2 separate regions of the Homo sapiens genome follow, and region 2 is linked to region 1. A link is a loop called in an ENCODE intact Hi-C map of the cell type or tissue named here. Cell type or tissue: IMR-90. All regions are shown on one strand. Region 1 overlaps PCSK5 (proprotein convertase subtilisin/kexin type 5). Region 2 overlaps PCSK5 (proprotein convertase subtilisin/kexin type 5).

The links. Peaks named below come from ENCODE experiments on the same cell type or tissue, not always from the same donor. Only the 100,000 strongest peaks of a DNase experiment are listed, where the experiment ranks them.
Region 2: a loop joins it to region 1, with 7 times the contacts of the local background. A loop is called at or near these places in 1 of 110 quality-filtered maps.

What each region holds. Positions count from the first base shown.
Region 1 is chr9:76,159,342-76,163,341 of GRCh38, reverse strand. All of the region lies in intron 12 of PCSK5 (proprotein convertase subtilisin/kexin type 5), which reads right to left. Among named protein-coding and RNA genes, the nearest start is that of RFK, 230 kb to the left of the region's middle. In IMR-90, no CTCF peak of the experiment used is centred here; DNase peaks (open chromatin) are centred at 61 and 1,621; H3K27ac peaks cover 1,796 bases.
Region 2 is chr9:76,253,810-76,257,809 of GRCh38, reverse strand. The region is part of intron 24 of PCSK5 (proprotein convertase subtilisin/kexin type 5); the gene reads right to left. Among named protein-coding and RNA genes, the nearest start is that of RFK, 140 kb to the left of the region's middle. In IMR-90, no CTCF peak of the experiment used is centred here; a DNase peak (open chromatin) is centred at 1,539; H3K4me3 peaks cover 241 bases; H3K27ac peaks cover 689 bases.

The DNA.
Region 1 (4,000 bases):
GGAGTTCAGGCAAGTGCCCGTCAGCCAGGACAGGGAGCCACTGAGGGGCTCCAGACGGCCCACACAGACTACATCAACGTGTTCAGCACTTCTCAGAAAACAGACTTTCAAGGAATTCCTGTGGTGAGGAGATAAACAATTCTGAAGAAATTCCTCACTGAAATGTCTAAGTAAATGAGGACTTCTGGAAAGCCAACCATAAATAGTGACCATAGTTTCAGGTCCCCAGATAGGACGTATATTTTGTCAATACTGAAAAGGAGAGCACTGTCCTCTGGACTCTCCCCCTCTGCTTCATCCTCATTGTCTGGTCTCTGGTTTTTTCATTGCAAAGGAGAGGTGATGCCAAGTGAGCCTCCAGATTCTGGTTCCTTCTCCCAGGAGCCAACACGCAGCCTGCTGTGAGTAAGCCATGGAGCAGAGGAGCTGCTTCAAAGGCCTTGGGGAGTTTTCCACGTTGGCTGCCAGGCTAGTTAAGTGTGCAGTGTTGGAAATTCTAATTCGGGATGAAAAGAATCACCCCTACCCCCAGAGGGGTAGGACAGATAAAATGAGGAAAAGTCTGCCACAAGAAGCCAACATCTGCATCTCAAACCACCTCTGCTAGGGAAACATTGTTTTAAACTTTTCAGAATTCTTATTTAAGAAAAAAATCTTTGTTCTTTGCTTTACATGGTCCTCCTGAGAAATCTTGACTTCTCTGAAAAAAAGACAAGGGTCTGGCAGGGGAAATATTTATTGCTCTTACCAATCATCTCTGGCAAATTCCTTCTAAAACCTGACCTCTTCATTTTTTTTCCCCACCACAGAGACGGACTGCCTTGCATACCAACATGAAGGACACCAGGACCAAAGCAGGCCTTTGCTTCACCTCCTCTCCACCCCTTTCTGTGCCCTTGTTCCCAGCTCTCCATTCTGGGAATGTGCTTTGAAATGGGGCCAAGGTGAGAGGGCATGAGGCCTCCTTGCCACTAGGTCAGAGACTGAGAGGTTTTGAGGAGAAGTTTCCTCTAATGAAATGAAAGCTTCAGAATACTCCAGATGGATAGAGTGCCAAAAGAAACTGTCTTTCTTTAGCTGCCTCGGTAGGAGGGACGCTACCAGTGTCAAGCACAGCAGGAACGGGGGAGCCAGGCCTTGGAAGGTGGCCATTCATGGTTTTGGGACTGGGTGCAGCTGTTTCACATGGAAAGGGTCAGCTGCTCAGAGCAATAATTCTGCAGAGCTTGTAGACAAATGAATTCACAATATCCTTTACATCTCTTGGGGTCTCCAGCCCCCTCCAATCTCCAGGCTCTCTACCTCCCTTCAGTGGCTACTTATTTTCAGGACTGAGATGGAGGATAAACGAGAGCCACACTTGAAGAAACTGCTCCAGACCAAGAAGACACATTCTGGGAGCAAACTTTATTCCCAGGTGGTCTTGATGAGGGAGACTGAGGTGCGCTATAGGAGTGCCGGTCACCGCACGTCGGAAATGCCTGTTTCTTTTCTCCGACACAAGTCACGCAGCACTCTTGTGTTCAGCACTTTGCAAAGAGCAAAGCAGATGTTGGCTGTTGAAGAATGCATGCGAGCCTGAAGCCAGCAACACTGCAATCCACCAAATGCCTGTGATGGAATCCATAGCTCCTCTGCTCACAAGTTTCCTCACTGACGTCATTTCAGGGGAAGCCAAAAATAAATAGCGGAATATGCAGGAAGAGCCCAGACAGGCTGAAGAGGTTGAGTTTTTCAAGCAAACAGCAACAGCGGAGGGACTGTTTCTCTACAAGGAAGGGGGCTCGGGGGAACACGATCCACACATGTGAAGCAAACCTTTGCACTTCACAGTATTTCACCAGGATACATTTTCAAGTTAAACCCAGATGAATAATGGTAAAGAAAAAAAAAAAAAGCAAGAAATAAAGGCCTTCCCTAGCTTCGGTAACCACAGCTGGAGAGACTTTCATTAATCACGTAATTGTGTATCTGAAGTTTTGCTTGCTGGAAAGAAACCTCAGGCAGGTACCTGCAATTACCCTGCAGGCGGCCTGCTGAGGGCTCTTTGTCTGCAGTGGGAGGAGGACATGAGGAAGTGCCCAGCGATCCTATGCTGAGGAATCCTTATGTTCCTTGCACCTGCATACACTTATTGTGGCAAAGCTGCACATCACATTTAAAGTACTAAACCCAGGTTTCCCATACACTAATGGAAGACGTCAGATTTGAAAGAACACAGCAAGTCTAAGCACAGAAATAAAATGCACATGAAGATTTCAGATTCCGGGCTGCACGCAGTGGCTCATGCCTGTAATCCCAGCACTTTGGGAGGCCAAGGCAAGAGGATCACTTGAGGTTGGGAGTTCAAGACCAGCCTGGCCAACATGGTGAAACCCCGTCTCTACTAAAAATACAAAAATTAGCTGGCTGTGGTGGCGTGTGCCTGTAATCCCAACTACTGGAGAGGCTCAGGCAGGAGAATTGCTTGAACCCAGGAGGTGGAGGATGCAGTGAGCCGAGATTGTGCCAACACTGCACTCCAGCCTGGGCAACAGAGCAAGACTCCATCTCAAAAAAGAAAAAAAAAAAAGATATCAGATTCTGTACTCCTAGTTGCTATAAGCCAGAAAAGTTATTGTTCTCTCCTTTTCTCACTGTCCTATAGTAGATGAAGTTAGGGATTTTTAAAAGCAACTGGCAAGTTCGGTCTCACTGTTGGCCGTGCAGACTTTCATGGGCCTCTTGCCTCTCAACACCTCTGGCCTGTTGTTAGTGTTCTAACAAAGATCACCTCTGCCATGGTCACCTGGTGTGTGGACAAGTGGCTATGTCTATATAAAAGGTTGACTTTCATTTGAACTATATATGCCACTGATAAGAAAGTTTTTGCTCCCATTAAATGTTCTTCTGAGAGAAAAAAAAATCAAAGAAGCTTTAGGCTTTGGGCTGTGGTTTGTCATTTAGAACCACCATGAGAACGAGGATCACAAGAAAAGCTGACATCTCCCCTCTCCGGTCCCACTTGCTAACAACTTTCTCCCATGCTCCCAACCACTCAAAAAGCCAAGGGAGCAAAAGAAAATGAGTGATAGAACATTCTGGCCACATTGTCTCAGCAGGATCTTGGCCTGTACAAAATACAGTTACTTATATGCTGGGGAAGTGTTTTGGAGGAAGCAGGGAGGAGAGGCTAACAAGCGAAACTGAATACCCTCTAGGGCAATAAAGACTGAAGAGTCAGCTGGGCGCGGTGGCTCATGCCTGTAATCCCAGCACTTTGGGAGGCCGAGGCGGATGGATCACGAGGTCAGGAGATCGAGACCATCCTGGTCAACGTGGTGAAACCCCGTCTCTACTGAAATACAAAAAACTAGCCAGGCATGGTGGGGCACGGCTGTACTCACAGCTACTCAGGAGGCTGAGGTAGGGGAATCGCTTGAACCTGGGAGGCGATGACTGCAGTGAGCCGAGATCACACCACCGCACTCCAGCCTGGAGACAGAGTGAGACTCCGTCTCTCAAAAAAAAAAAAAAAAAAAAAAAGGACTGAAGAGGCAACCTTAAAAACAGGGGTGAGCAAACCATAATCCTCAGGCCAAATCTAGCCTGCGCCTCTCAGTAAGTGAAGTTTGATTTGGCACACAGGCACCCGTATTCATTTATATTGTCTAGGTGGCTTCTGTACTCGAATGGCAGAGTTGAGTAGTTGGGATAAAGACCTGGCTTACACAGCTCAACACATTTATTGTCTGGCTCTGTGCAGAAAAAATCTGTTAACACCTGCTTTAAAAAATTAGAATTTCCTTTAAGTTTTGAAAGTAAGTGCTTGGGCAAGAGAATTCGGTTAATCTGTAACGAATGACAACAGATACTTAATGGTGGGGGAGGGGATATCAGAGGCCTTACGAGTTAGTGCTCTGCAATTCTTTTGTAGGATCAAGAACAAGTGGCCTTCAATTTTTCTACTGCATCCTTTTCTTAGCCAACTATTAAATGCCCCACTTTTCCACATCTACAG
Region 2 (4,000 bases), 94 kb before region 1:
GAGAACATGACTAAGGTTTGGAGAGGTCAGCCTGGATACCCCTTGCCTTCCACTGCTTCAATTTGGGGTACTTGGCCAAAGGGTGATCAGTGAGGCATGGCCCTGTCCAGATCCTGCCCCTGGAACTGGTCCTTCTCCAGCTTGCCGCAGCGTTTAGTCCCCGTTCTGCTTCTGACGGCCCCGGCTGGCCCACTGTGCTGGAAGCTGAACTGGAGGCTGCGGGGAGGACTGGAGCCAAATTTTCCCTGGTGGGAGGTGCAGAGAGACTTTGTGGAAAGGATGAGTCTGGATGCCTACCAAATTACCCTCCTGTTGACTTTTGGAAAGCAGGAATTTCAGGCTCTAGAGGTGCAGAGGCAATTTACTGACACTCATCGTTGGCCCAACTCTCAGTTGGAGACCAGCCTGTTGAGCAGCTGGGTATCAACATGCAGATGCTCCTGTCTTATCCACACACAGCATCTCTCTATTCTGGTGTCTGCTCTGTGACTTAAATCAATTTTTTTTTTCTCCTCAACCAGTGGAGCTTGAAGCTCTTCCTACCATCTATGAAATAGCAGTTTGGTTGTGGCATAGGGAGATGGAGAGTTGGGGGGTGAGATGAGGACAGATAATAACAGGCACAGAAGTCACAGATAGTTACTGAGTGCCTCCCTGTTGACAGGCACTGTGCTAAGTGCTGTGACACAGTGGTGCATGTCAGACATGTGGCTTCAGATACACCAACAGGCTTCTCAGAAAAAGGGTGAACGTAGAGAGAAAGCAAATTAAATTCTGTTTTGATATTCACAATAGAGCCTCTTGGTTCCTCTCTCTTGAAGAACTCAAGATATGAGCACCTTTCTAGTTTTCATCATAATCTCTAGGGACCTATTAGGAGGTACAAGGAAGGCAATTTATGTGATGCTTTCCTTTATAAAACAGGATAGAATTAAGAAACAAAAAATGTAAAGGGCTTGCCCAAGATTTTCACTGTGTTAAGGGAAGGATGGAAATGAATAGAGACTAAGATTTCTGACTCAATTTTCCACACTCCTGCAAAACTAAATGAGACCTAACCATCTGAAGTTCTAGTCACTACTGCCAGACTCATTTTTATTTTTCTTTAAGCGTGATGAACAGGCACGAGCTGGGGTCTTGATTGACTAAGGGTTTCAGAAAAATCGAAGATATTTCACTAAAAGGAAGTAATTTGGCAATGATTTTCCAGGTTATTATTCCTAATCATGCAGAATCATTCTCACTGGTTTCCAGATTCATCTGTAAAGGTGAATCCATCCCTCCAGCTCAACTGCCCTTGGACGTTTAATGTCACAGACCCCACATTGCTTTCGAGACTGGCAGACGGTCTTCTGAACCCTCCACCCTGTGTGTCCGGCTCGACCACACTCCGCTTTTGTTTAACGAGGTTTGTTTTGGAAGTACTTGGCTCAGTTCTCTCTGCAAGCTTACGTGATCCAGACAGACTTGGCTCACAGCTCGACTTAGCAGGTCAGTTACACAACAAGTAGGAGGAACTTCGATTATACCCGGCTCCGGGGGAAATAGCGTAATAGCATGAAGAGCCAAGATGATGAGCTAATTGCTCTAGAATTGAACTTAAGATACCTCGCCACTATGTTCTTCTCCCCCATAACTCTAAGAATGTGAGCTTGAATGTTGGAGAAGGAGCAAAGGAAATGTCAGGAGACACAACTAAGGAACAGAGAATGTAATCAAGAATGAAACAAATGCAGCAGACCAACCTTTGCACAACTTTCATTTATGTTCTTTAGGAAAATAGTGTATGAGTGCAGTCTACTTTGGAAAAAGAGCAACTATTTGGTTGGTCTGTGGGTTTGGAGCCAGACAGTCCTAAGTCTGAATTTGGCTCTAACACTTGCTAGCTGTGTAACTTTAGGCAAATGACATAAGCTCCCTGGGCATTGGTTTTTTCATCTATAAAATGAGGATAAGGAATTTTTTTCTTCTTTTTGAGACAGGATCTTGCTCCATTGCCCACGCTGGAGTGCCATGGTGCCATCATAGTTCACTGCAGCCTCAGCCTCCCGGGATCAACCAATCCTCCTGCCTCAGCCTTCTAAGTAGCTGGGACTATGGGTGCGTGTAACCGCACCAGGCTAACTTAAAAAAAAAATTTATTTGTAGAAATGGGGCCTTGATGTGTTGGCCAGGCTGGTTTTGAACTCCTGACTTCAAGTGATTCCCCTCACCTGCCACCTTAACTGCCCAAAGTGCTAGGATTACAGGTGTAAGCCACTGAGCCTAGCCTATCATAAGGATTTTGAGCAGAGAGAATTACATTGAAGATTAGAGGTCATGTTTGTAAAATGTCCACCTAGCTGAACAATACATTCTAATATAATGTATCTGCCTCTGTTTCAGCTTCCATTCTCAACACAGTATCTTAAACAGATGTTGAAGTTATCTGTTTCTATATCTATCTTAATCAGTGGCTTTCAACTCTGGTTGCACATTAGAATTAGTCAGGGAGTTTTTTAAAATTATTTTTTTTATTTTTTTGAGAGAGAGTCTTATTCTGTTGCCCAGGCTGGAGTGCAGTGGCATGATCACAGCTCACTGAAACCTCAATTTCCCGGGCTCAGGCAATCATCCCACCTCAGCCTCCCTAGTAGCTGGGACTACAGGTCTGTACCACCACACTCAATTAATTTTTGTATTTTTAGTAGAGATGGGGTTTCACCATGTTGCCCAGGCTGATCTCAAACTCCTGGCCTCAAGTGATCCACCCACCTCAGTCTCCCAAGGTGTTGGGATTACAGGCATGAGCCACCATGCCTGGCCAGGGCGTTTTAAAAAAATACTGATGCCCACACCTCACTCCAGACTAATTAAATTAGAAACATTGGGAGTAGGTATCAGCACCTGCATTTTACAGCTCCGCAGGATCCTAATATGTACCCAGAGCTGAGAACTTCTGGCCTATCGCATTTGCATGTGAGCAGCTTAGGAGCAAAGAACAAGCTTTATTCATCTTTATATCCCCATGTCTAGCCTGATGTAGATGCTCAGGAAATATTTCTTGAATCTAACTCAAAAACTGAGAGATGCTGTTCAGATTCCCAAGACGTGTCTTATATGGGCGAATACATTTTTTAGGCAGCAAACAAAGGCAAGAGACAGCAGCACTTGCTATTGTCACAGTAGGCATTTGAAAAATGACACTAAAGAAGGGTCAAGTTCCTTTTAGCTGACAGCCTACCTATTGACTATAAGGCATTGACCACTGGTCCTCTTCTTGACTCATCAGTTGCCAGAGATAAAAGAAGTGAGATAACAGAATACTTGGGGAAATTTCATCTTTTTTTTTTTTTTAAATAGTGACTTCTTCAAAAGAGTTGCTTTGAGAGAAGAAAAAAGTTAGACATTTCCAAGGTAAGACAATGGACAAGTTCAGAGGAGCAGAAGAGAAATAATTTATTGAAGCATATCGGGCACACATCTGGGACTATTTCATGTACAAACACACAATGTGAAAGCTCAGAATATGCCAGCAACAGTCCCATGACCCATAGTCATTCCCCTGTGAGACTGTCACCATTACACACAATCATTATTTTCTCTCTTTTCTGCAGGCACATGGTAAGATTGCACCTCCCCACTCTCTGATCCCAGGCGTAATCATGTAACTTGCTTTAGCCAAAAATACGTAAGCAGGAGGTACAAGTGCCACATCCTGGAGAAACCTCTAAGAGCCAGTGTCTGCTTTGTGTCTGCCATGGCAAGGTAGTGGCTGCTCTATCAACCTGGTCCTGAATTAAGGATCACACAGAGCAGAGTTCTCAGCTCACCCATGATGAAGATGTAGCATGAGAGAGAAATAAACCTGTGTTGTTTGAAGTCACCGAGATTTGGGAAATACAACCCTGTGTATCCTAGTGTTTACTTATAACAAAGAGCTTCTAAGCCAACTACTTCCTTTGTGAAGACAGGGAGCAAAGTTATGCACAAGGTTGCTCCAAACAAACTGCTTCTGAAT